2 separate regions of the Homo sapiens genome follow, and region 2 is linked to region 1. Evidence: chromatin loops called from intact Hi-C (ENCODE). Cell type or tissue: dorsolateral prefrontal cortex. All regions are shown on one strand. Each heading gives the region's core, and the rest is flanking DNA. Links, peaks and the distances in the headings are about the cores only.

Evidence for each region. Hi-C counts contacts between places; a loop is a spot of excess contacts. Peaks named below come from ENCODE experiments on the same cell type or tissue, not always from the same donor. Only the 100,000 strongest peaks of a DNase experiment are listed, where the experiment ranks them.
Region 2: a loop joins it to region 1, with 3 times the contacts of the local background. A loop is called at or near these places in 13 of 110 quality-filtered maps.

The regions. Positions count from the first base shown.
Region 1 is chr10:111,202,746-111,212,996 of GRCh38, forward strand. No RefSeq gene overlaps it. Among named protein-coding and RNA genes, the nearest start is that of HEAT2, 94 kb to the left of the region's middle. In dorsolateral prefrontal cortex, for the core only: no CTCF peak of the experiment used is centred there; no DNase peak of the experiment used is centred there; H3K27me3 peaks cover 3,048 bases.
Region 2 is chr10:111,081,196-111,091,446 of GRCh38, forward strand. No RefSeq gene overlaps it. Among named protein-coding and RNA genes, the nearest start is that of ADRA2A, 9.3 kb to the left of the region's middle. In dorsolateral prefrontal cortex, for the core only: no CTCF peak of the experiment used is centred there; a DNase peak (open chromatin) is centred at 4,696.

The DNA of each region.
Region 1 (10,251 bases), core at 1,709-6,708:
GGGTTAAACTGTCAGCTCTTGCACTGGTCAGCTGTGTGAACTTGATAGTTACTTAATCTCTCTGCGATTCAGTTTCCTTGTCTGTAAAATAAAGCATAACATGGCCTACTTCACAGAGTTGTTAGGATGCCTAAGAAATGTTCTCTTCCCTCCCTAACCACCACCCTTCTTTTCTGAATTCCTTCCTCCTTTCTTTTCCTCCATCCTTCCCTCAGATTCTACTGTTTCCCATACCAAATCTTGGTATATTTTTTGGGAAAGATCCAAAAACTCAGCTGGAGGAGGAGCACAGACAGAGCCCATGGATGGGGCTGGCTGGGAGAACGCTACGGGCATGGGAGGGCCCAGCAGGCAGGGTTGTCTAGGTAGGGAAGGTTAGATCAGGATTTGGGGTCCTGCAGCCTACCGAGGGCAGAAGGCCTGGCTGTGCACCCCACTTCTTGTTAACAGAGTCAGGGGCCTCCTGGAAGATACTACACACCACTCATGGGTCACGATCAGAGACTTCAGATGACTTTGACTGTGGGTGACTGCAGCAGGTGTTCAGAGTGGGGAGGGCCACTCCAGGAGTCCTGGAGTCCATCTTGTGACCCAACAGGATTACGCCGAAGGGCACTTGGGAGAGTTGGATGGGGACAAGTCTCCTTCGGATTGTGTAGGACTCTCCAGCTCCTTTTCTGAAATTTCGGTTCTAATTTCTTTCTCACCGTTGCTTAGCCTTGCTCCAAATCCGCAGAATGCACTGGGAATATGGATCACATTAGAACCACTTGAGTGTCATTCTGATTATTTGCCACGGCTAATATGGATATTTTTCTAAAGCAAGCTCAAAGGAGAATGAATGTATGTTCTCTCCAAATTAATTTGTTGTGAAAACAAAGTCACTTCAATTCCCTGGATTCCTTTAAATACTTGATCTTTCCTCCAGTTTTCTGGCCCTGGTCCTTCATGACCCATCTCTTTTCTGAGAACTTTTTCCTGGCTTAGAATCCCAGCCCTGCTCTGAATGAGGAAGAGGGGAGGCTGTCCCCAGATCACTTGGGAGGAGCCAATGGGAGCCACCCACCCCCAAGTCTTTTGAGCAATAGAGGCGCACGCCAAGGTCCTCAGCAGAGACTCTGTTTCTTAACATCTGTCTGAAAATAGCTTCCCTGTCATAAAGTAGGTCCCAAGGGGATTGTCAAACTGTCCAAGGAAACTATGTACATTTTATATATATGCATTACATATATAAAAATACATATGCATTATATATAAATATAAAACATATATAAAAATCATAAATTTTATCCATGTAATCTCCTGTATAGTTTGAATTTAGTTTGTTGGCTTTTGAAAATGAGTCATTTAATGTCAGCTGTTTTCTCAGATCCTTCTCAAACCTCCTTCTCCCACTCCCTCTCCAGCCTGGCTAGAGCCAGAATCAAAGCTGACACATAAGAGTATGTCCTGGTAGGAATTAGGGTTCGCTGGTGTTGCCCTTTCACCTGGCTTCCTGGCTGATTGGTCATGGCGTAGATCAGGGTATTGTGGATATTGTGAATAATTTTTTCTTCTATCCTTCTCATTTATTTTAAATTATTTTACTTATTCTTCAAGCATATATAAAATATTTGCTATATCCCAGATGCTGTGCTCAGTTCTGGAGGGAAGAGGGGTCTGAAATTGAATGTGGGTTGTGGCGTTGGCAAGGGCCTTGCAGATTGGTCAGAGGGATAAGCTATGTTCCCAACATTACAAAAGAAATAATAAATGACATTTGTTGAGTTCTTACTATTTGCTAGACTGCATTAACTGGTTTTCATATATGATTGTCTTTAATTTTTATAATACTCAAAGCATGTATTTTTCCCATCTTAGAGATGAGAAAGCAAAGGTTGGTGGAAGAGAATAGCTTGCTCCAGCTCCTAGGACCAGAGCAAGGATTTTAACCCAAATCCATCTAGCTCAAAGCCTGATAAGGTAAAAAGTGATCAGTACCACAGTAGTGATAATTCTTTTATTTCTCAGTTTCTTATCAAGAAAACAGGGATAGCCACCCTGCCATCCTCCTCACAGGGCTGTTGAAAGGATGAAAGTGAACATGAGAAAGTACATTGAGCTGTTTTAAGAGCCACAGGGAGGACCAGATGGCACTTTTGTGTGTGTGTGTTAGTTTATGGTTAGAGAGTCCAGGGAGAAAAGAATACAGCCTGTTTGACCTTTCCGCCCACATCAACTGCATCAGAATCTCTAAAGAAGTTGGGGGGCCCATGTGACGCCACGCTCATCAGCGGGGAGCAAATCCAGACCTGCCCTGTCCTAGCTATGTGACTGCTATGGTTTGACTGTTTACCCCTCGAATGTCATGTTGAAATTTGATCCCCAATGTTGGAGGTGGGGCCTCATGGGAGGTGTTTGGGTCATGAAGGTGGGCTTCTAATGAGTGTCTTGGTGTCATCCTCATGGTAACCAGCATGTTCTCTCTGTATGAGTTCCTGCCAGAGCTGGTTTGCAAAAGGAGCCTGGTGCCTCTCCTCTCCTCTCTTGCTTCCTCTCTCACCATGCTGGCTCTCCTTCCCCTTCCATCATGAGTGGAAGCAGCCAGAGGCCTTTACCAGGTACCCAATTGTACAGCCAGCAGAATTGCAAGCCAAATATTAAATCTTTCTTTCTTTATAAATTACCCAGTCTCAGGTATTATTTAATAACAACACAAACAAAGACAATGACCTTTGCCAAGTAAATTCTCCTTGGAGAGCCTCAGATGTCTCATCTGTAAGTCGGGAAAATGACACCTGCTCTTATAAGGATTGCAGTGACAATGGATCATGCCTGTTAAGCATTTGGCATAGGATGGATGCCTACTCAGGGTGTGTTGGATATCCCTTCCTTCTTCTGATTTTTCCACCTTCCTGGAGTCTTGCTTTCTCTGTAGTCCATATTGCAGTCCCACTTTCATGAGGACAAGTTAGCAGCATATGCTAAATTAATTTCTGAGATCTTGGCTACTAAGTGTTTATGGTTTAATAACCACCTTCCTGGCTACTGACAGAGGAAAGAGATGGGAAAACACTCAGAATCCATAGGGATGACTCTGTAACATGGAACTCCAGGCTCTACCAGAGGTTGGGGAGAAAATCACCATGTAGGAAGTGGCTAACTCTAAGCCCCTGCTAGGCTACCTTCTGACCGTTTGAGAACATCCAGTACTTGAAACCCTGCACCTAGCGTTTTTGTTTCTCTGCAGTTGTTTAGCTCCTCTTCTTTCTGGTCTCCTTTGCCTTGATTTTTCTCCACTAAAAAGTGGAGGAAAAACAGAAGGAAACAGCCATCTCCCTTCAAATGGGCTGTGTTCACAGTTTCCATGGAAAGAACCCGCCCCTTGAAGGGCGGCAGAAGAGGTGTTAGAGTCTGACAAATGTCAAGAGAAATTGATCACAGGAAGGTAAGATGCCAGGGAATCAATGCTGTCCCTCCTGGGGAGACACATTGGACAGACAAGCTGTCAGGAAGGACACGCACAGCTTGTACCTTGTAGCTGTGTTTGGGGTAGAGGAGGGAGCCACCTCCATCCATCTTTGTTTATTCAACATCCTCAATGTGTGCAGTATAGCTCTCAGTGATATGAAGGGTACATATGTGATCTCTGGCCCCAGGAGCCCCAGACTCACCAAGGAGGCAAAGCATAGAACTCAGGAAACTCTTGGCAACTCATCTTGAGGATGTTAGGTTCTCAGCCAAGGTTCAGGAGACCCAGAGGTGAGTTCATCCTACTAGGCTCAGAGCAGCTTCCTGAGAGAGCTGAGCCTGATAGCCATAACAGCAGGGGTGACTATTTTTTAAAGCCTGTTCACATCTTCTTTGCACAGAGTGAGACAAGTCAGACATGTTGCAATAAAACTCTGTTCATAACACTAGGGAAGGCTCATTCTGGTGCTTGGCATGCTAAGTGCTGTATGTCTGTCAGCTGCTCTAGTAAGTGTTATTATTTTGTTGTTGTGGTTTTCCAACCTTTTTGGTCAAAGTCTCAGACACCATGCCTGGGTGAGGCTGTCATTGCAGAGGTATACTGCTATGACTCACTTGAAAATCCTTTGATGGCTCTGAAGCCCAAATTTCATTGTGGTCCCCTCCCCAGGAAATTGCTGCTCTACTTATGGACTTAGAGAAGTTACTCTGTTCCTGGGCTCCTGACGACCTGTCCCAGGTCATCACGGCCATGCCCCTTGAACTGGATGCTTCTGCCATGCTGAGCTATCATGTGGGTCATGCGTACTCATGCCTTTGCCCAGGTAGCTCCTTCTATTCCTCAGAATGCTGCTTCCTCCCACCGTGCTCCACCTGGAGGACACCTACTCATCCTCAAAAGCTTCCAGCCTCAGCCCTTCCCCTGCACCTCTGCACAGTCTCAGCAAAGAAGGCTGAAGTGCTCCTCCTTTGTGTCCCAGCACACTGGACACACACTTTCATCACAGCAATTCCTTTGCATCAATTTTCCCACCAGCCTCTAAACTCCTTTAAGGGTGGGGACTGGACCTTGCTCACCACTCTTCCTTCACCCAGCTGCTAGCACTGGCCTGGTCCATGGTAGGTCTCTACACATGTTTGTTGAATGACTAAAGGACAATGAGGGGGATAGAAACAGCACCAGACTGAGAATCAAGGGACATGAACTCTAGACCAAACTTGGTTGGGGAGGAAAATAGCTTTGTGACCTTGGCCAAAGCAGCCCCACCTGTGTGAGATTACCTTCACAAAAGCACTTGGGAAGTACACATAAGAGGTCAAGGTTCACAGACAGCTGTCTTCATTTCAGGGTAGGCCTGTGACCAATGTGGAGAAGAGCCAGGGGACATGCTTCTCATCATGAATGGAAACACACAAAGGTTGGCTTCATTCCAAATATGAAGCCCTCAAAGCCAGTAATTTAGTTTAATCATCTACATGAATTGAATGTTTAGTTCCGGAAAAGATGCACAGCGCCTGGAGTTTGGTTCCAGTGCCCCCTGTTGGCTGGGCTGGATGACTTTGGGGAAGGCCTCTGACTCTTCAGGTACCGCAAACGTGCTTGTCTATTACTTGTCAAATGTAATTGTCAAATGTAGCTGCCCTCACAAGGATGCTGCAAGCATCACGGCAGGTGATTAACAGGAAAGCACTTGGGAAGCCATGGGGTGCTTAGAAACAGAGGGGTTGCAGGAGTGGCTGCTGTGGGAGGCCCCCCATCCCTCCACCCCAGGTGCTGAGAGTCTCGGCCTTGAGGGTGCACAGCTGTGGCCTTCTCCTGAGACCTGTCCTCAGGGGTACAGGTGTCTCATCACAGAGCATCCCCTCCACTCTCCCTACCTCTGACAGCCCCAGGCATGGCAGATGACATGGAGGAAGGCTGGCCTCCTTGCCATAGGAGGGGAACAATGTGTGGTGCAATTGGTGCCCCAGCATGCTCCTCCAGGGTAGCCTGTAAATCCCTAAGCAGTGTCTCTTAAGTGCATTGCTGTCATAGTCATTCGGTAAGTTCTCCAGAGAAGGTCATCTAATCGTATATCAAATATCAAAGTCAATAATAGAATAAGAGTGACTATAGCTTTCAAACACAGCCTTCACAGCCCTGGGGTTCTGGAGGCATGCCACTGGGACTGCTGGTGTGTGTGTGTGTGTGTAAAAGGGAGCCCAGAGGGTGGTGAGGGCTCCCCTGGACTATTCACCCTCCACATTTTGATGATGAGGCAGCTGAGGCCCAGAGAGGTGAAGTGGTTTCCTCAAGATCACACAGCTAGTCAGAAGCAGAGCAGCGTTCAGAACTCAGCTTCCCTTAATCCAAGATGAATACCTTTTCCATGGCACCTCTCCACCAGCCAGAGCCCTGCCAGGAAACACAAGTCTGATGGATGATTTGGTGAAAGGAAGACTTTCAGAGCAATGGGCAGGGTTATGAGGATCAACAAGGGATATTGAGGCACCCACAGACAAGCAAGAGCAGGGGTCTTTACCACCTCTTGGCTTGAAGCATCAAGGTCAGAGAACAGTGTTATTGGAACCCAGTGAGAGCTGAGGGGGGAGAAGTGGCTGCCCAGTAGGGGCTGACGTGCAGAGGGGAGAAGACCCTGCCAGCACAGTGGCCCAAAGAGGGCCCTCTGACCCCTACCCGACCCTCGAATCTTCTTGCCTGCTGGTAGGCAGGCAGCAAAGGAGCCCTGAAGATGCATTTCCTGGAGGCCACCCCCAGGGCAGAGAAGGATGGAGATTGATGCCAAGGAAGCAAACAGAATGACCAGCACAACTTCATGATGCAGCCATTCCCTCCATTCAGGGTAGTGGACGGTGACAGGGCAAGACTCCAGCACATTGCAGGGCAGCTTTCCTGGTCCCTCTGTGTAATTTGTAGTGAATTTGGTATTTGTGAATGTGCCTCGTGTTCCCTCAGCTTCAGAGCCATCTACTGTTCTGAGAGGGGCTTGTCTTCCTGAGGACCATGGTGGAGGAAAATGCTCCTCTTGTGAGACAAAGGGAATGAGTGACAGGACAGAGAATTTCCTGGACGGCTCTGTACCAGAAATGTACCAGGTTCCACAGTAGATGGGCTCTGCAGAGTTGGCATGAGTGATTCACAGGAGTGTGCTTGGTGAGTTTGGACAAACATTGAAATTGGGTTTTGCTAACAAAGCCCTACTCCACCATGAACAGGCAGGGTACCTTGAATCCTAATTTTCAGATTCTGAGGGACAGCATTTGCATGCTGTCTCTATGAAGAACTTTATTCAAAGCTCACTATTGATTGTGGTCTTGCAGGTCCTAAAGAGAAAACTTGCTTCTACAGAAATTTATGATTCATGAAATGCTGTCTCCTTTATAAATTCTTACCCCTGAGAAGCAGACCCTCTCCTTGGCAGGAGTTCTTCAGGGAATACCCTGGGGACCAAGCAACACTCCAGTTATTTTTAAATTGAGCATATTCACACTGATTTCAAGGACAGTGTATGCGCTTATTGATTCAATAAACATGATCCTGCATAAGGAATTATTGAGTAGAAGGCTATGCTGGAAGGTGGAATTGAGAATCTGCCCTCACGTTCCCAGAACTCAACAGGACCAAAGGAAGTGATGCACGTTGAAACTATGATTCTGTTTTACACGGTCAGGCATAGAGCATCTGCCACTACAGCCTGTTGGCTGCTTGCCTTGCCATGCAAATTTGCTTTCCATCCAGGCCAATTTGCTCTAGTGAGGGTCTCCCTGGATGTCATTAGCAATGCTTTATCTTCTGATTATGTGAGGAGTGTTGTGTCTCTGAACATTATTGCCTGCAGATTCTGGTGAGTGCAGTGAAGAAAGTTGATGGTATCTCAGTAGATCGTCTTATTGACCCTTGGGAAGTTTCTTCCTCTCCTTTGCATTCTTTTACTAGGGCTTTAGAAAATCTGTTTAACTTCGAGATATTCCCACATTATATAGGCTGGATATGCAAACATCAGCCTACAAGGATCAGCTCTTTGAAATGTCTCATAAGTCTTAGCAGAAATTGTTAGAGAAGCTGAGGTACAGCTTAGCTTATGTAATTATATGGACAAGCTGGGCGTGGTGGCTTATGCCTGTAATCCCAGCACTTTGGGAGGTTGAGGTGGGTGGATGACTTCAGTGTAGGAATTTGAGACCAGCCTGGGCAACATGGCAAAACCCCATCTCTACTAAAAATACAAAAAATTAGCTGAGTGTGGTGGCACATGCCTGTAGTCCCAGCTACTCCAGAGGCTGAGGCGGGTGGGTCACTTTAGCCTGGGAGGTCAAGGCTGCAGTTAAGTAATGATTGTACCACTTGGGCAACAGAGTGAGACCCTGTCTCTCTCTCTCTCTATATATATATATATGAACAAGCTAAGAATGCCTCTACCTTTTAGTGTTTGGTAGCGGTGACAACTTATCAGCCATTTCCTTTTCATTCCTCTTTTACTCAATAAATATTTATTGAGAAACTATTGTGCATAAGGCATGTGGTAGGCACTGGGGATATGGCTATAAAAGAGAACCAAAAAATCCTGTGTAAGTGTAGCTTTTTATTTAAAATGTGTTGGAATCTTTTGGTTCATCCATCCATCCATCCCCCATCATCTATTCATATGTTTGTTTCACATTGACTTGCATTACCACATAGTTCCATGTGGCTGAAAGAGCTTCAGAGAAACACTAAGCCCCACGCCATTATCTATAATTTAGCTAACAGGTCAAGTATATCTACAGCCTATGCAGACTGTGGAGACCATGGTGCCTGAGACCCTGTTAGTAGGACTGGAGGATTGGGGTATAATGTTTCCCATGTGATGAGAAGGATATAGAATGTCATTTGAAAGAGGGAGAAAATCTTATGGTCCATAACTTTTCTCTGGTAGCTCTTGATATTTAAATTTATAACCTTTCATTGATTGCTGCATGCATTCATTCAAGAAATGTAGATTAATCTTCGGCCATTTGCTAAGTAATAGGAATATAGAGATGAATACAATGTCATCTGTACCTTCAAAGGGTCACAGGCTAGAAGATTAATCTAATCCTCAGGAAATATGAAGCTAGAAATCAAGATGTGTCTCCTTTGTTCTCCAATCTCAAGCTATTTGACAGTTTGAAAGAAGTGCTCTTTGTGTACTCATGACTCTTTTCCCAGAAGGTTGGGTCAGGTTCTCAACATCCCGTAGCAGTGGACTTCAGCACCTGCACCTGCACCTTTGGGATCCCTTGGTGGCAGGGTTTCTGGCAATCAAATGTTCATGTAGACTTGGGCTGGGTGTGGAAACCCAAGGGTAGCATAGAATTTTTCAGCTGGCGTTCTGGGGCCAAGACTGCCCAAACGTAAGTCTAGCTCTTTGCTTACTAGTTGGATGACCTCAGGCAAAGTTACTTACCTCTTTTTCCTCCCATTTACTCATATGTAAAATGGAGATAATTATAGTCTGTAAATCATATGTAGATCTCTTCTGTATGGAAGTGTGGTGGTGGGGCACGTGATTGTGTATTTCTTAAAATGCATAGAATGACAAACCACAAAGAATATATTTTACTGTATGTAAATATAGAAAAATCAACCAGGGTGTCTGTATGTGTGTGTGGGTGAGTTAGAATGCAGACTTAGGGCAAAGGAATGTAACTGCATTTAAAACAAATCACGTAATTCCACTGAAGGGAAGAAAGGAGTTAACCGAAGGAACCTTGGAATGCAGTGTATCTAGTAAAACAGGCAAAAGAATTGCACACAAACATAATACTCTAGTTGATAAACTTGTTTCTCATAAAGGTTTGGGTTAAAAATTCTGAAGCTGCTTAAATTTATCCTGATCATGACTAATGATTTTTGAATCTGAGGAATCTCTCTTTTACCCTGAAAAATTCCTACGTCATGTTTTTGGATGTATCCTTTCCTTCATCATCTATTTTCCTTACTTCTTGCTCTTTATTCCATACTCCTTACTTCTCTTTCACATTCCCCATCTGCTATCTCTATGCAATACTTTCAGTAAATTTTGATATTGAATGTCCATTTACTGATACTCTCTTTGGTTGGCTATGTCTACAGTTTAACCAGTCATTTACCTATGTTTTCTCTTTTTCTTTAAATTTCAGTGATTATATTTTTATTTCATAAAATTCTGTTTAAATATGTCTAAAACCAATTTTTTTCTAAATTATCCTTTTATTGACTCGGAGCTTCTATACTTATGTTTATCTTTTTGAAAAATATTTTACAACAGTGTTAAAAATGTTCCATTTAATCTATTTTAACTTTATTTTTGGAAAATTTTACGCTTACAGGAAAGTTCCAAAAATATTACCAAGAAGGCCAGTAAACCCTTTACCCTGCCTCCCTGTATATTAGTGTTTTACATAACCATAAAATAATAATCTCTGAAATTAACCTTGGTACAGTATCATTAAACTACAGAATTTATTCAGACTTCAGCCATTTCTCCACTAATGTCCTTTCTCTATTCTAAGATCCAATCAGATCCCATGTGGCATTTATTTCTGTATTTCCTCTATCTCCTTCAATCTGTGACAATTTCTCTTTCTTTCTTTGTCTTTGGTGACCTCAACACTTTTGAGGAGCACTGGTCAGTTATTTTGTAGATGGTTCCCTCAGTTCAGGTTGTTTTAACATTTTCTCCTGATTATACTGAGCTTATGTATTATTGGGGAGATGCTGCAGAGGTGGTGTGCCTTTCTCAGTGCCTTGCACCAGGAAGCACATGATATTGATAAATACTACTGATGATGTTGACCTCA
Region 2 (10,251 bases), core at 2,167-7,166, 120 kb before region 1:
GCCCTTCTCAGAACACTCCCAGTGGAGAGGTGTCTATGCAGTGTGCTATCTATACCAGGTGTGAGATATATCCCAGTATTTAATATACACAAGGTGTATACATACCCCAGTGTCTACATGACCTAATGTGTCTATATACCTCAAAGTGTGTATCTACTCCAAAGTGTGGTATATGCACCAAGTGTGGAATATACTCCAAAATGTATATCACACCTTAAAGCATGATAATATATGACATGTAGCATATACTCCATAGTGTGGTTATGCACTAAGTATGGTCTAAAACCTGAATAGAACCATGTATTAGTTGGTGGTTTGAGTTGTCTCTGGCCAGAAGGCATGCATCCTTCTTGTTGCATTGCTATAATATCAAAGTCTGCTCTGCTGTCTAGGAGGGCTTATGGCCCTCATACTATGGTAATGGCACTTTGAAGCTGGAAGGGGCCTTAGTGATCCAGGAGTCCAACCCCTCATCTGACAGATGAGAAGGCAAATGCAGATGCAAGAGGAAGCGACTTGCTCAGGATCCCAAGGCGCTAGGTGACAGGGCTCTGGCTCCAGGCTGCCCGGGTTAGGGCGCAGCTGAGAGATGTGTAGTAGTAGTTCTGTGTGTGTAGTCAGATGCAGTACTGATGAATAGCCACTTATGGAGGAGGGGGGTTTGAGGGGCAAACACAAGCGTCAGGTTGTGGTTTTGGGGGAGGCCAGCTTTTGTGAGCCCAGTCACCTGTAATATGTGCGGACCAGCTTTGGACACCCCCCAGAAGCAGGTCCTCTGCACCCTCTGGGCCATGCAGCATCTCCTCATCTTCCTTTGCTTCTCTCGTGCAGGAGAGGGTGTCTGTGTATGCAGCAGTGGGAGGGTAGAGAGCCCTGAGAAATGATCTGGGCACTGAGGGGCCTGGGAGAGGGAAGACCATGGCTCTGAGGGGGTGAGGAGTTCCTGCCGTCACCTGGATCCTCTGAGCCGGCACACAGGAGGATGGCCAGGTGCTGGGCTCCAGTGACCCTGGCTCAGAGGCTTCAGAAAACAGCCTCCTGGCCTGTGGTGCCACGGCTGGCTCCCTGGTCTGGTTCTGTGGCCTGCTCCCCATCCCACCCTCACCCCAGCCTCTCCTCTCCCTCCTCACTCCAGTGTACCCATTGCCCCAAAGGCAAACAGTGCCAGACAACAGCCTGCCTGGCGAGCCCCCAGGACCCAGGCTGTGTGTCCCAGCCACAGGAGCAGATACAAATACTGCTTGCTGTTGACTCTCAGCTCTGTCCTGTCTGTCAGGGAAGTGTTTGCCTTGCCTCCACCCGCCGAGGGGGAAGAAGCATGGGCTGAGGTGCTACACGGAGGGGCCTCTGGTGTCATGCTCCCTCCTCCTCGATACAGAAGCAGAGAAACCTCAGAGGTGGATGGAGGTTGCAGAAAGTGGGGGAGAGAGGGCTGGAGCCCAGGCATGGGTGGGTTTCTGAGTTCACAGTAGGAATCACTGTTTATTCATTTGCAAAGGGCTCAAGCAACAGTCTGCCAAGGTGTGGGGTGGGGAGGGAAATTAAGGTGAAATGGCTCCCACAGGGATCTTGGCTTAAAGAGCTAACCCCACATTTTCCTGTGCATAGTATCTGTTCCCGAGTATCTGGGCCAAGAGGGTCTGTCTTCGTGGCCGAATCTCCTGTTTTATGTAACTTTGGTTGGGATATTGAAAGCCATTGGCTTTTGGGTCTGAAGTGTGTCTTGCTAGATTTACTCGTGCAAGTGTGCTGGGTTGGGGGAAGGGTAGTGCCTTCATTTGAGCCTGGGCACAAGCACAGTCTCCTCCTCCCCAAGGCTTTGTTCAATTTCTTCTATGCTAAAAGGCTGGGGGAGAGAATGATGAAAACGTGGCTTGGGCTTTCCCCTGTCTATGACTGTATAATCAAATCAGAGATTTAGAGCCAGAAGCATCCTCATCAATCCTTAACTCTTACCTTGTAGTGGCAGATCAAGGGACCTGAGACCTAGAAAAGCTGTTGGTTATGTAGCATTCCAGGAGCCCCTGAGCCCACTCTTCCATGTGACTCTCCGTCTGATGCCATATGCACCCAACATGAATTCTATTTTGTTTTGGGATGTGGTGAGTTGCTAATCAACCCCAGAGGATCCCCTGTGCCTGCTTTGTGTCAAGGACCATCCTAGGCATTGCAAGGCAGTTCTCTTCCTTCCCTGCATGCACTGTGCAAAGCTCACCACTTGTCCCTGTGGAGTGAGATTAGGGCCTGCCTCTGCCCTCTGGAAGCTTTGGAGCTACATGGGGAGACAGGATGTTCCTGTGAAAAGCACTCATTAGCCACACACAGTGACAGTGTGGCAGTGGGGGAGAGGATGCTGTGTGCCCACCAAGGGTAATAGGCATCTGTACTGTGAGTGAGCAGTGGGGGAGAGGTGGCTGTGGCTGGGAGCTCAGGGCATAGAATGTGGGAGTTGGGATGTCCACACTCTGAGAAGGCTAGGCCCGCGAAGGAAGCTCTGGTTCTAGCAGCTGAGTCCTGTGGGACCAGTGCCAGGCCTGGGCAGTGGCACCTAGGCCCAAGTCAGACCTCAGCTTTCATCCAACCTCATCTTGGGGATGGCATGACAAGGTCCTGTCCCCATTTGGGGACACCTGTAAGGAAGTCTACGTCCTTGACTCAGTAGCATAATAGGATCCAGGTACCGAGGTCCAGAGCCCAGTGCCAGGTTAGCCCTTTGGCCTCTGCCCTGGGCCCTGCCACCCCTCACAGTGGGCCTGAGAGTCCAGGGTGCAGGAAGGGGCACCTTCCTTAGCAGAGGGCACGCGCGAAAGGGAGGCCACGTCAAGTCACGGAGCAAAATCACTAACACTCAGATTTGTTTTGGAAATAGCATTGATCTATTTGATTACCAGAAATCCTGGGGCTTAGAGTTAGTTAAATACAAAAAAAATAGAACAGGGTCTGTTGGAAATAGCCTAGACTGAGGATTAGGAGGCCTGCGTTCTAGGCCCAGTTTTGTCTTTTACCAGCGATGTGGTCTTGAGCAAATCCCTCTCTGAGTCCCTGCTTCTTCATTTATGAAATGCAAGTGGTTGGTCTAATATTATTTAACAGTGTGTTCTGTGCAGTTAATTCAACTACAAAATCTATATTATCTACATTATCTATTGACATTATCATTCTATCTGTCTCTACTGTCTGTCACCTACGTATCATCTCTTCCCTGTCTGCCACCTATCTGGTGAAATGCTGGGGTAAGCAGTCTTTAATAGGTACATCTCCTTCAGGATCTCTCAGAGCCTTTAATGTGCCTATGTGGTTTCCGATTGTCTGAGAGAGGATGACGTGGTGTGCTGTTTCCCAAACTCCCTGGACTGTGGAATTTCATTTTTTTTTTTTTTTTTAACAGAGCATCTCAGAGACTCATGTTTGCTGGAACTCTTGTTGGGTAATACTGGGTTAAGGGATCTCACGGGGCTTTTCTGATGATCCATTTTATAATTCTATGAAATGCCGGTCTGCTCTCTCCTTCTGTCCAGGCCATGGGTGAGGCACACTGGACAGGGCCAAGCCATGTGCTCTCTGTAGGGAGATCTGGCGCTAACGGCCATTGGCCTTATTGAGGCTGGGGTAGAAGTGAGGGTTTGGTGTGTTTTCCAAACATAGGCTAAGCCTATGTGTATGTGTGTGTAACATGTGAGCGTGTATGGGTGTGTGAGTGTGTATGTATCTCTGTGTGCGTGTAAACAGGCACCAATGGACACTGAGGACCACTTTGCTCACCTGGGCCTGGCGTGGAAGCATCTGGGCAGTTGAGGGTATATGTGTACACACCAGGGGAAGAGGTCACAAAGGGAATTAAAGGGGAGTGTGGTGCGTCTCACTGGTTGTCATGTCAGTTGGCCCCTCCCTGCCTGCGAGTCTGCTCCCCCGAGGTGGAATGCCACTCCCCTTCTAGGGCAATGGAGCCAATCTAGGAGGAGGATGGGATGATGCAATGTGCGCATTCTGGGGCAGCCAACACTGCTTCTCTGGCAGGCATATTCTGTAGCCTCCAGGCTGTCCTGTTCTCTGTGGAAGGAGCAGTTTATCTGACTACAGAGAATTCTGGAGGGGATGGGAGGCAAGAGTGAGAGGCTGTTAATGTTGTCCCCAGGACTTGAGACCTCTTTAAAATCTATACCTGAGAAAAACAAGATGGCACCCTGTGAAGGGATGAAAGAAGGGGAATTGAAAACGGACTGTTCGCAAGGTACAGGCAGGGTTAAGAGAAACTTACAAGGGCCAGGGAAGTACCCTGGGACATGCACAGTGGGAAGCTGTCAGCACCTTCAGAAGGGGCGAGGTGCTACCCACACTACTGGAACTGGGACTTCGGGGAAGGATGCCTGGCAGGCATTGCTGGCAGAGGACCCCTGCAGCCATTGCTAAGCTGGGTCTGGACAGGGAGATTGCAGAGAGAATCGGCACATTCTCCACTCTCACTCCTGCACCCTGATCTGCTGGTGGCTGTCCTTAGGCAGAACTCAGAAAGCACAGAAGAAAGAGTAAGGGGGCGGCTCACAGGGCTCAACCTTCCAGGGCCCAGCATGGACAAGGGCAGAGACTATAGCTGGAGGTGCAAGTAGAGAATATCTACTGTAGAACCCAAAGCCTGAGAAAGGCAGAGTAACAGCACTTTGGGGAACAGGCTGGAGGGAGGCCAGCTGCCTGCTTTCTGCAGTTTGTCCAAGGGCCAGCTGCTTGGGTCACTGGGCATCTGTAGAAGAAAAGCACAGGCCCTCCTTCCTCCCTGACTATGCAGATGCAAGGCTGTGTGTGGGGTTATTATGTGTGTGTGTGTGCGCGTGCGCGCACACACACACACACATACACTCCCCTTCCCTGTCTTCCCTGCAACCTGGTCAGGTGAGAGAGAGAGAGCCCCAGGGACCCATGTGGCTGGCTCTTGGCCACAGTTCTCTGGGTAATCCCCATCCCATGTCTGTGGCTCAGACACAGCTCAGAGCTGCCCAGCAGTGATGGCCACTGAGGCTGGGGCCCGGGTGAGGGGAGATGAGGACTGGCCCAGGCTGATGTCCTCACCTGTCCCCTGGTTACACTGGGGAGTCTGCTGCTCTGTTCTCAGCATGCTCCCTGAACACACTTAAGGGATTATTTTTTATGCCCTAGCCCTAGAGGAGACACGGAGACATTTAATGAATGAATGATAGAGTCCTTCCTTCCTTTATTCATTCAACTATGTTTTGGAGCTGCCCCAAGCTAATGTCACTAACATCCCTCTGTTTGTACTAGGTGTTGGGGTAGAGTGGGGAACAAACTAATTAGGATCTTTACCTCACAGAGCTTCTTTTATTGGGGGACAGCTTCCTCTTGTGTTGGGGCAGAGCTTCTTTTGTTTCGGGAGAGCTTCTTTTGTGGGAGAAGAGCTTCTTCTTTTGTTGGGGGAGAGCTTTTTATTTTGTGAGGGGGAGAACTTCTTCTTTTGTTGGGGGAAGAGCTTCTTTTGTGGTGGGAGCTTCTTCTTTTGTGGGCTCCAGCAAGTGGTAAGCCTGGTGATGCAGGTGCCAGGGTGGGTGGGGAAAGCTAGCCCAGATGAAGGCATTGGGGAGGGAGCCCAGAGAAGTGTGCAGCCAGATGAGAGATGAGAGATGGGCAGGAATAGGTCCAGCGAAGGGACTGGGAGTGCCAGGGGTGGGGGACATTGCATATTCAAGCAACTTATGAAGTCCACTTTAATAGGACCATGAGATGTGAAAGTGGCGAGGCTGGAGGAAGATAGTCCAGATCATGCAGCTGCAGGTAAAGGATTTTATCTTGAGGGCATGGGGAGCCATGAGAGGTTTTTTAGGCAAGGGAGGGACCTGATCAGATTTTTTTTGGTTCAGAACAATCATTCTGGCTGCTGGGTGGAGACTGATTGGGGAGGGTTATTGGGAGCAGTAATTCAGTCAAAGTATTAATAGCCTGACTAGGTTGCTGACACCACAGGGAAGGCCAGGAGCCCTCACTCCCTCAGGGTCACCCAGTGGCAGCGCCAGTGTCTGTGCAGACCCAGATATTGGGATTTTAGAGCTTCCCCTGCCTGCAAAATACTGTGAACCACTGCTCCTACCCTCCATGAATTTCCATCTTCAAGGAGTGGCTCCTTGGCTCAGAGCTTCCTATTCATGGTCAAATGCAAACATCTCCTGGAGTGTGAATTCAGTCAGTCATGGTGGTATGTTGACCTAACAGGCCACGGGACCTGACCTGGTGTGACGCGCTTCTCGTTTCCGAATGTCACCTGTCTTATCGACACAACCAGCCAGGGAGGATTTGAGGAGAGACCGTGGAGCACAAGCATGTCATGTCCCCAAAGATTAGTTGATTATGAAGGGTGAATGAGAGCTTGCAAGGACTCACCCCGGCCAACCCCATGGATTCTGCTTGGGATCAGAAGATCTGATAAGCCCCAAATCTGGAACTTGTGCTGCTGACTCCTGTTCCGGGCTGTTCAGGCCCTCAAAGATAAAAGTCATCCATTTCCAAGAAGTTAGGGAACCTGTGACTTGACAGAGATGTCTACTTTGCCCGCCGTGAGGAGCTCTCAGCAGCGAACTCACTGCTCTTGGCTGGGCCTTTTCCTATGACCCTCCACATTTGCTTGTTTGCCTGAAACCTAATCCTTCCATTTTTTAAAAATATATTTTTTAATTGTACTTTAAGTTCTAGGGTACATGTGCACAATGTGCAGGTTTGTTACATATGTATACATGTGCCATGTTGGTGTGCTGCACCCATTAACTCGTCATTTACATTAGGTATATCTCCTAAAGCTATCCCTCCCTCCTCCCCTCACCCCACAACAGGCCCCGGTGTGTCATGTTCCCCTTCCTGTGTCCAAGTGTTCTCATTGGGATTTTGAACACTTACTTGGAATGGAGCTGTCCCTCCCAGGAGCCCCCAGAGAGGGCAGCCCAGGTGAAGGCATTGAGGACGGAGCTTTGGGTTCTATATTAGATATTCTCTACTTGCACCTTTGGCTATAGTCTCTGCCCTTGTCCATGCTGGGCCCTGGAAGGCTGAGCCCTGTGAGCTGCCCCCTTACTCTTTCTTCTGTGCTCTCTGAGTTCTGCCTAAGGGCAGCCACCAGCAGATCAGGGTGCAGGAGTGAGAGTGGAGAATGAGCTGATTATCTCTGCTCTCTCCCTGTCTGGACCCAGCTTAGCAATGGCTTCAGGGGTCCTCTGCCAGCAATGCCTGCCAGGCATCCTTCCCCGAAGTCCCAGTTCCAATAGTGTGGGTAGCACCTCGCCCCTTCTGAAGGTGCTGACAGCTTCCCACTGTGCAATTCCCAGGGAGGGAATGGCTGGTATTGCTGAGAAGGGCACTTTAAAGCTAAAACTTTGGAATCAGGAAGACCTGAATTAAAATCCTGGTTTCATCACATAGCTTTGGTTTAACCTTGAACAGATGGCTAAGCACCAGTTTCTCCACATGTAACTTGTAGAAGAAGTTGCCAGTGTTTTGGTAGGTTGCTTAGGCCTATGCTTGGCATCTGGTAGAGGCTCAGTAGTGCTAACGTTTTCTTCTCTAGTTTGGGAGTTGGGTGGTTCCTTTTACTCCTGTAACTGCCCTGGGCTGAGGTGGGCTGGGTGGGGCAGTGTTTTAGGGTGATTTGTGACAGAGATTTGACCACTTAGGTCTTAGCTTTCTCTTTTTCCAGCCTGATGGAAGACCTTGTGTCTTCAATAGCACAAGAGGGTGGGCCTAGAAGAGCTCCAGGACCCATACGAGACCTGTAACGACCACGATGCATTTCTAGACTTGAAACTGAGATCTCCTGGTGCCAGGTTAGTGCTCCTTGCTGCTTCGCTGCACCCCAGGTCATTTTAACTATCTTCTGAACATAATGCTCATTTCTGCCTCCATAACTCTGCTTAGATTCTCCTGCATGTGGAATGCCACATACGTGATCCCTCTGCTGCCTCCCAAAATCACACCACACTTTAAAGCCAAGATACACCACCACACTTTTAAATTTTAATAGTGGAAAGAACCTGGGGTTTGGCATCAGTTATACTGAGGCTTAATCCTTGGGTCTGTCTTCCTGTCAGTTCCACTCTCCATCTCCAAAGGTGGCAAATGCCCAATAGGGGTACATGGTGGAGGGCACCGTGCTGCTGCTGAGAGGAGCTACTCATGGGCCTGCCCCCTGCCCTCCCATTCTGGAAAGCTCTGAGGGAGGGTCTTTTCATCACTCTTTCTTCTCATTCAGATGGATTGGGGCCAGAGACTGGTATCTTCCCCAGTTCTTCTGTGCCCACTACTGGAGAGCTTTTGGTGAGAAGAGTTTCAGAACTAAACCAAAAGGGCCGGGTGTGGTGGCTCATGCCTGTAATCCCAGCACTCTGGGAGGCTGAGGCAGGTGGGTCATTTGAGGCTGAGAGTTCAAGACCAGCCTGGCCAACATGGTGAAACCCTGTTTCTACTAAAAATACAAAAATAGCTGGGCATGGTGGCGCATGCCTGTAATCCCATCTACTTGGGAGGCTGAGGCATGCGGATTGCTTGAACTCAGGAGGTGGAGGTTGCAGTGAGCAGAGATCATGTCACTGCACTACAGCCTAGGTGATACAGGGAGACTCTGTCTCAAAAAAGAAAGAAAGAAAGAAGTAAGAAAAGACGTAAACCTAAAGGAAATCCTAAGACATGCAGATTTTCCCCTTAGAGGGGAAAGGTTTCTCCCATCTAAGCTACCCCTAACTCATGAGTTCTCCAAAGCTCTTCAGCATGGGGCTATGAAGAGCTTAGATTTTGGTTTCTGATGGACTGGGGTTTGCATCCTGGCCTCAACTCTGGCAGTCTATGTGACGCTGGACAAGTTGTTTTTTCCCCATGGCATCAGGTAAAAATGGGTAAAATATTACCTATCTCATGGGGCTGCTGTAGAATTAAACGAGGTGATGACTTTGCAGTAATAACTCAGCATTGGATATAGAAGATGGCTTTGGTCCTGTGAGCTGTAGGTCTGGGGGCAGGGCTGCCTCTGTGTAATCTCTGGACACTCTTCGATTCCATCTCCAACACTTGCTTCCTGCTCCCCCAGTTTTGTGGAATGTGGCCTGTGGATCCATATTTCACTTCAGGGCCGCGCCAGAGTTCCCTGTTTTTGTCCCAGTGTAAGTTCTGAAAGGGCAGAGCAAATAGGAGGAAGTGAAGGGAGCTAATTGGAGTACTTTCTTTACTGCTTTATGCTTTGGTTTACTCATATGTAAAAATTTTTGTTTGCTTTTTTGGTAAGAAACAAACAAGTTAATGTAAGTTAAGTGTTTAGAACAATGTCTGGTGCAAAGTAATTGCTCAGTAATGATTAGCTATTATTTACTTATTTATTTGGCACTTACTGTGAATTTGTCACTGTGCTAAGTCCTGAGGATACAAAATGGGAAAGATCTAATTCCTGTCCTGAGTTTCATGTTGGAGATAAAGTTAATAACTAGAGTAACTCACTGTGTTATAGGCAATGGCAAGAAATTAGAAACAGTAGTTCTCACCAATAATAGGGGATTAACTGCAACGTTTATTTCATTTATATACTGGAATATTTTGTGTATTTAAGAAGAAAACCAATCTATGTGAAAACTGTTCATAATACAGATTTAAGAGAAAAAGACAGATGATAACCAATACAGTATGATCTCATAGAAATTGAAACATTAAAAAACAAAAAAACTGGAAACACCAAACTGTTAGTAGTTACCTGTGGGTGGAGTGTTTGCAGTCAATTTTTTCCTAAAATTTTCATCTTACATTTTTCTGTAATCATCATGTATAACTTTTGTAGCAAAATGAAAAATTCTTTGAAAGCATGAAGGAAACACTATAGTGTCTCCAGTTTAGAGGGAAGATATGTTATGTCTATTGAAGAAATGAAGGCTGTGATGAGAGAAGATGGACATAATCATTCATAAAAATTCAAAAATAGATGTTTACAGCAGAAAAAAAAACCAGTTTCACCAAAAAGGAAATCAACACAATGGGAAAATACATTAGGTAGAAAATATTCAGAAAAATTTCCAATCCTGCACATTTAAGACTGATTCCTTATAATAAGAGGAGTTTGATATCAATGTTGATGATCGGCACATAGGGAAGTAAATGCATCTCCATTTGGTTAATGGAAAAACTTTCTAGCAATGAAAGAAATGAGCCTGAGAACAACTGTGGGATATCTCACAGTAAAAAAAAATATGGAAATAATAAAATCGCATAATAAAATCACAGTAA